Regions from separate parts of the Homo sapiens genome. Here region 2 is linked to region 1. The links are chromatin loops, found by intact Hi-C in ENCODE. Cell type or tissue: GM12878. All regions are shown on one strand. Links, peaks and the distances in the headings refer to the core of each region. The heading gives the core; the rest is flanking DNA.

The links. Hi-C counts contacts between places; a loop is a spot of excess contacts. Peaks named below come from ENCODE experiments on the same cell type or tissue, not always from the same donor. Only the 100,000 strongest peaks of a DNase experiment are listed, where the experiment ranks them.
Region 2: a loop joins it to region 1, with 2.8 times the contacts of the local background. A loop is called at or near these places in 19 of 110 quality-filtered maps.

Annotation. Positions count from the first base shown.
Region 1 is chr5:131,588,461-131,591,380 of GRCh38, reverse strand. All of the region lies in intron 4 of RAPGEF6 (Rap guanine nucleotide exchange factor 6), which reads left to right. Among named protein-coding and RNA genes, the nearest start is that of RAPGEF6, 45 kb to the left of the region's middle. In GM12878, for the core only: a CTCF peak has its summit at 1,667 (motif pointing left); a DNase peak (open chromatin) is centred at 1,700.
Region 2 is chr5:131,809,454-131,812,373 of GRCh38, reverse strand. The region is part of intron 12 of MEIKIN (meiotic kinetochore factor); the gene reads left to right. Among named protein-coding and RNA genes, the nearest start is that of FNIP1, 14 kb to the right of the region's middle. In GM12878, for the core only: a CTCF peak has its summit at 1,278 (motif pointing left); no DNase peak of the experiment used is centred there.

The DNA.
Region 1 (2,920 bases), core at 282-2,781:
ATTATTTTAACTATTAGGTAAAAGAGAAGGGTGGTAGAAAGAAGGTCAGTTGTGGAATTCTGTTAGTAATTATTAAGATTTTAGGGCCTCAACGTATGCTTTAGTGACATAAAAATGTAATTTTTTGTGACTTTTTTCCCAAAATGTTGAGAAGAAATTTCTAGGCTTTTAAAGTAAGACTTCCAATTGTAGTTAATTTAGTGGCATAACTATTTAACATAAATATCAGGATATGGGACATCTCAATTTAAATATCATTTTAGAAGTCATGCCTTGACTCCTGAAACTTTACATCATTGGCCTTTGGTTAAATGAAATGTGCTAATTGACCAGTTGAATAACACATATAGTTGACTGTATTTATAAATATATAGTAGTTCTTGGCTTTTTTTGAGCTTTTTGGCCATTGTTCCTTTTCCCTGTATTTGTGAAACTCACATTAATGAATTTGTATTGTTAGTCCCTGAGAACTGAATATGCTGGATTGATATTGCCTATGGTTATATTTTAAGATTATTAGTATTTTTCTGTTGAACACTCCTGCTGTTCTGAATGGTCAAGATCTTTGTTATGAGGACTTTTAATAGCCCTTAATCAACTGCAATAATTCACTACTAGTTTGTGATCAAGACAATGAAGTTTATCTTTTTAAGTAAATAATCAGAATGTTTGAGATTTTAGAAAAATCATGGTATGCATTAATGTAATCATAAACTTCACAGGAAACATGATTATGGAAGTTTAATCTTTATTCTAAAGAATAATACTGATTAGGGAATTTATCTTTTGTGTGAAAGATTTATAATAGGCTATTGTAGGTTCATTTTTAGGATTTGTGAGTTACTATAACAAATAAACTACCTGGAATAATGCTTAGCATATATTAAGCATCAAGTAATTTTTGGCTTCTTCAGTCAGAATACAGAAACCATACCGTAATTGGAACAAGTGAAGTTTGATTTTTTTATTATTATGATTTTTTAAATTTGAGACAGAGTCGCTGTTGCCCAGGCTGGAGGGCAGTGGCATGATCTTGGCTCACTGCAACCTGCGCCTTCTGGGTTCAAGCAATTCTGCCTTAGCCTTCCGAATAGCTGGGATTACAGGTGTGTGCCACCACACCCAGCTAATTTTTGTATTTTTAGTAAAGACAGGGTTTCACCATGTTGGCTAGACTGGTCTCAGGCTCCTGACCTCAAGTGATCTGCCCGCCTTGGGCATTACAGTGCTGTGATTACAGACATGAGCCACTGTACCTGGCCTGAGCAGGTAAAGTTTAATTTTAAAATTAAACTAGTTCAAGGGATTAGCTACTAAGAAGGATAAAGCAGAATACCCTACAGCTGAGGGCGAGTTCCCAAAGACAAAACAAACTTGAAAGGGAGACAGACCCCTTCCTCACGACTAGAGTTGAGACTTGGTTGAAGAATGTTAGTTGCAGCCCAATAAATAGCAGAGACATTCACTGGGTTGCTCTGGGACAGAGCTGGTCCACAGTTGTCTGGTCAAGGCTGGCAGGAAGGGGAAGGGAACTGCTGACCAGGAGTGGCACTTAGGAGACCCCCCTTACCAGGATGCAGATGGCCCCTGAAGCTGGGGACAGGAAACAGAAGCCCTCCAATTGCAGAGGAAAGACTTTCTTACTGCAGTGTTACTCTAGCACCCTCTGCTGACAAAACTGTAACATTTTCAGCTAGCAAAGGAGAACATTTACACAATTCTCATCCTTATCACAAAGTATGGCAATAAAGGGTAGATTTGAAGCTGAGAGCCAGTATGTTTGGAGAGGCAGTAAATAACTGTCACAGTCCACTCCCCTGGCTGCTCAGCTTCCTTATGAATGCTTCTAAACACACTTGAAATTCCATTCAACAATCTGTGTCTACGTAACAAGACAAAACTATCCTTTATACAAATGGAGTTCTTACCCTCTCCCCCAAATAAGGAGACACACAACAACAATCATTGCTAGCTATATTTGTATGTAATCTGTCATAGTGCCTCTGAATATTCTGTTAACTAAAGACTACCTTATAAAGTTTACCTTCAATATCTTATACTATATATATAGTAAGCAAAGAGAAAATGCAAAAAGCTACTTACTACAGTCTTTGTTTCTATAATGGGACACAAGGCTATAGTTCATATCTCTGTCTTTCACTACCCATTCAGTATTTCTTGCCTTAACTAAAACTTCAGCTGTTCTGTGTCCTTTACTTTGTGATTGGAACAAAACTTTAATTTTGATGTGTCTTCAACTATCCTGCCTTTTTCTTAGTTGCTGTAGTTTTTCATTAACCTTTTTTTTTTTAAGACAGAGTCTCACTCTGTCACCCAGGTTGGAATGCAGTGATGTGATCCCAGTACACTGCAATCTCTGCCTCCCGGGTTCTGGCAATTCTCCTGTCTCAGTCTCCCAAGTAGCTGGGATTACAGGCATGCACCACCATGCCCGGCTAATTTTTATACTTTTTGTGGAGACAGGGTACCATGTTGGCCAGGCTGGTCTCAAACTCTTGACCTCAAGTGATCTGCCTCCCTTGGCCTCCCAGAGTGCTAGGATTACAGGTGTGAGCCACCTCGCCTGGCTGTTTTCCATTAATCTTTATTGTTTTTGTTGTTGTTGTTGTTGTTTTTTAAGACGGAGTCTCACTCTGTTGCCAAGGCTGGAGTGCGGTGGCTCAGTCTCGGCTCACCTCAACCTCTGCCTCCCAGGTTCAAGTGATCCCTCTGCTTCAGCATCCCAAGTAGCTAGGACTGTAGGTGTGCACCACCACACCTGGCTAATTTTTGTATTCTTAGTAGAGATGAGGTTTCACCATGTTGGCCAGGCTGGTCTCGACCTCTTGACCTCAAGTGATCCACCTGCGTTGGCCTCCCAAAGTGCTGGGATTACAGTGTGAGCCACCCTACAGTGTGA
Region 2 (2,920 bases), core at 170-2,669, 220 kb before region 1:
AGAATATTAATAGCATCAGTGTTCATGATAGCCTCAAGCTGGAAACTATCCAAATGCCCATTAAGTAAAATGGATCAACTATGGTATATTCATTCATTCAAGTGCTATATAGCAGTGAAAATCAACAATATAAAGTTATATGCAACTGTTACATATTACATGTTATATACAAAATTACAAACATAATGATGCGTTTAACAAAGGGTGCCAGACCCAGTAGAGTATATTTAATATTATCTACATACAGTATAAAACTTGGCAAAACTAAACTATAATGGAAATCACGATAGTGGATGCCCTTGTTGGAGTGGGGGCATTACTTGGAAGGGATTACAAGGGGGAATTCTAGGGTGCCGATAATGTTGTGTTTCCTTATGTCAGTGCTGTTTACACAGGTATGTTGTGTTTGTGAAAACCTATCAAGCTGTACATATGTGTACATTTCTGTGTATTTGTTATACTTTAAGAAGAAGTTGGCCGGGCTGGGCGCAGTGGCTTAGGCCTGTAATCCGAGCACTTTGGGAGGCCCAGGCGGGTCAGGAGATCGAGACCATCCTGGCTAACACGGTGAAACCCCATCTCTACTAAAACTACAAAAAATTAGCTGGGCGTGGTGATGGGCACCTGTAGGCCCAGCTATTCAGGAGGCTGAGGCAGGAGGATGGCATGAACCCGGGAGGCAGAGCTGGCAGTGAGCCGAGATCGTGCCACTGCACTCCAGCCTGGGCGAGAGTGAGACTGCATCTCAAAAAAAAAAAGAAGAAGTTGGCTAGGCATGATGGCTCATGCCTGTAATCCCAGCACGTTGGGAGGCCGAGGTGGGCGGATTACCTGAGGTCAGGAGTTCGAGAACAGCCTAGCCAACATGGCGAAACCCTGTCTCTACTAAAAATACAAAAATTAGCTGGGCATGGTTGCAGGTGCCAGGAGGCAGAGGTTGCAGTGAGCCGAGATTGCACCACTGCATACCAGCCTGGATGACAGAGTGAGACTCCGTCTCAAAAATAAAAAATTAAAAAAAAAAAAAAGAAAAGAAAAAGTTTACAAATAACACTAGCAACACTCTTAATTTGATCTTTTTGGCCTGTCATATTAGTTTCTGACGTTAGATATTGTTAAAATTCTGGACTTAAGTATGCAACAAATCAAAACCAAAGTGTGTCTGGGAGGTTCTTTTGAGTGTTCAGACTGAAGTTTTTTAGTTTAATTTACAGAGATAACTGCCCTTAATTCCCCTCCCCATTAATGTTGAACTAATGAACTAACGGTGCCATCTCCTGGCCTCTTTCTAGGCTCTCACCGTAACAGCTGCCTCCTGTTTCCCTTTCAACCTCTGGCCACTTCTCTCTTTCCTTTAGTAAAAATAGCAAAGCACCAAGCTAACTAGTGATCATGTTATTTTAAACATGCAGCAGCCTATTTTTAGTCCTGGCATTTAAAGTTTTAGCTATTTTGGCAGTAATCTAATCAGGACTACAGGGTGAAATTCACTTTTGAATTTCAGTCTAGGACTGTGATCAGTATGATTTTTGTTCATTAATAACTGGCACTATGCTGATTAAATAAAAAACAATGGTGAAAGTGAACCAAAGAGATGTGATAGAGGAGGTGGTGTGGGTAAGTCGTTGGAATAGTGACAGCCAGATAAAGGAGGCTGTAGAAAACATCTAGTCTAAGCTTTCTCAATGCATGGTCCTTCTGACTACCTCACCAGAATAACTACAGACCTGGTAAACTTCAGTCTCTAGAGATGGCACAGGAACCTGCATTTTGAAAGTGATTCCAGTAAGCACAAACATTTGAGAACCATTTCATTAGTCTATTTTACTCATCTTACATATAACAAAAATGACCTGGCCAGGTTAAGTGACTTGCCCAAATGCACAGAGCTTATTACTTGTAGAATCAGAACTAGAACAAGACACTGTAGGAACCCAAGAGAGGACACTTTTAACTTTGAGGTGTTAGAGAAGTCTAATAATACCTTTTGGCTAATCAGACAAAACCTGCAGCTATCCTTATAGTAAATTTTAAGATTTTTTTTTATTCTATTTTGAGCTCCAGAAGAGACGATAAATTATGTGTTATGAATTCATATCTCAGTCTAGTACTGTAGAATCACGGCCTTTAACTGGATGCATATGTTATCTTTAGTGAGAAATTTGATTTTCTAGATAATAATAGCAGGCAGAAGTATCACACAGATATATGACAAATGAAGTGGAAACATATTTATTCGAGTATCCGAAAGATGGTAGTACAAATCACTTAAGAATAGGACATCCCTAAGTTCAAATCCTAACTGTTACATAAGCACATTCCTTAAACTTTCTGAATTTTAGCCTCCTATCTGTAAAATTGGTAAAATAGTAGTTCTTACCTCAAAGAATTGTTGTGAGGACTAGAGATAATCTTTGTAAAGAGTGTGACATATAATAATCACTCATTATGCAATAATTATTTGTTTCTATAGGTTAGGTTAATTTCTCAAGTTTAGCTTTCTTCATCTCCCTTTTGAAAACTGTTCTTTGGTTTTGTTTGTTTTTTTTTTTTTGTTCGTTTGTTTGCTTGTTTTTTGAGACAGAGTCTCACTCTGTTGCCAGGCTGGAGTGCAGTGGCAGCTCACTGCAACCTCCGACTCCCTGGTTCAGGCGATTCTCCTGCCTCAGCCTCCCGAGTAGCTGGGATTACAGGCACGTACCACCACGCCCAGCTAATTTTTGTATTTTTAGTAGAGACAGGGTTTCATCTGTTGTCCAGGAATGTCTTGATCTCCTGACCTCGTGATCCACCTGCCTCAGCCTCCCAAAGTGCTGGGATTACAGGCGTGAGCCACCGCACCCAGCCTGTTCTTTGGTTTTTATCAAATTGCAAAAAGCCTAAAATATGCTGACTGGTTAGCGTCATTGATGGTAAATTG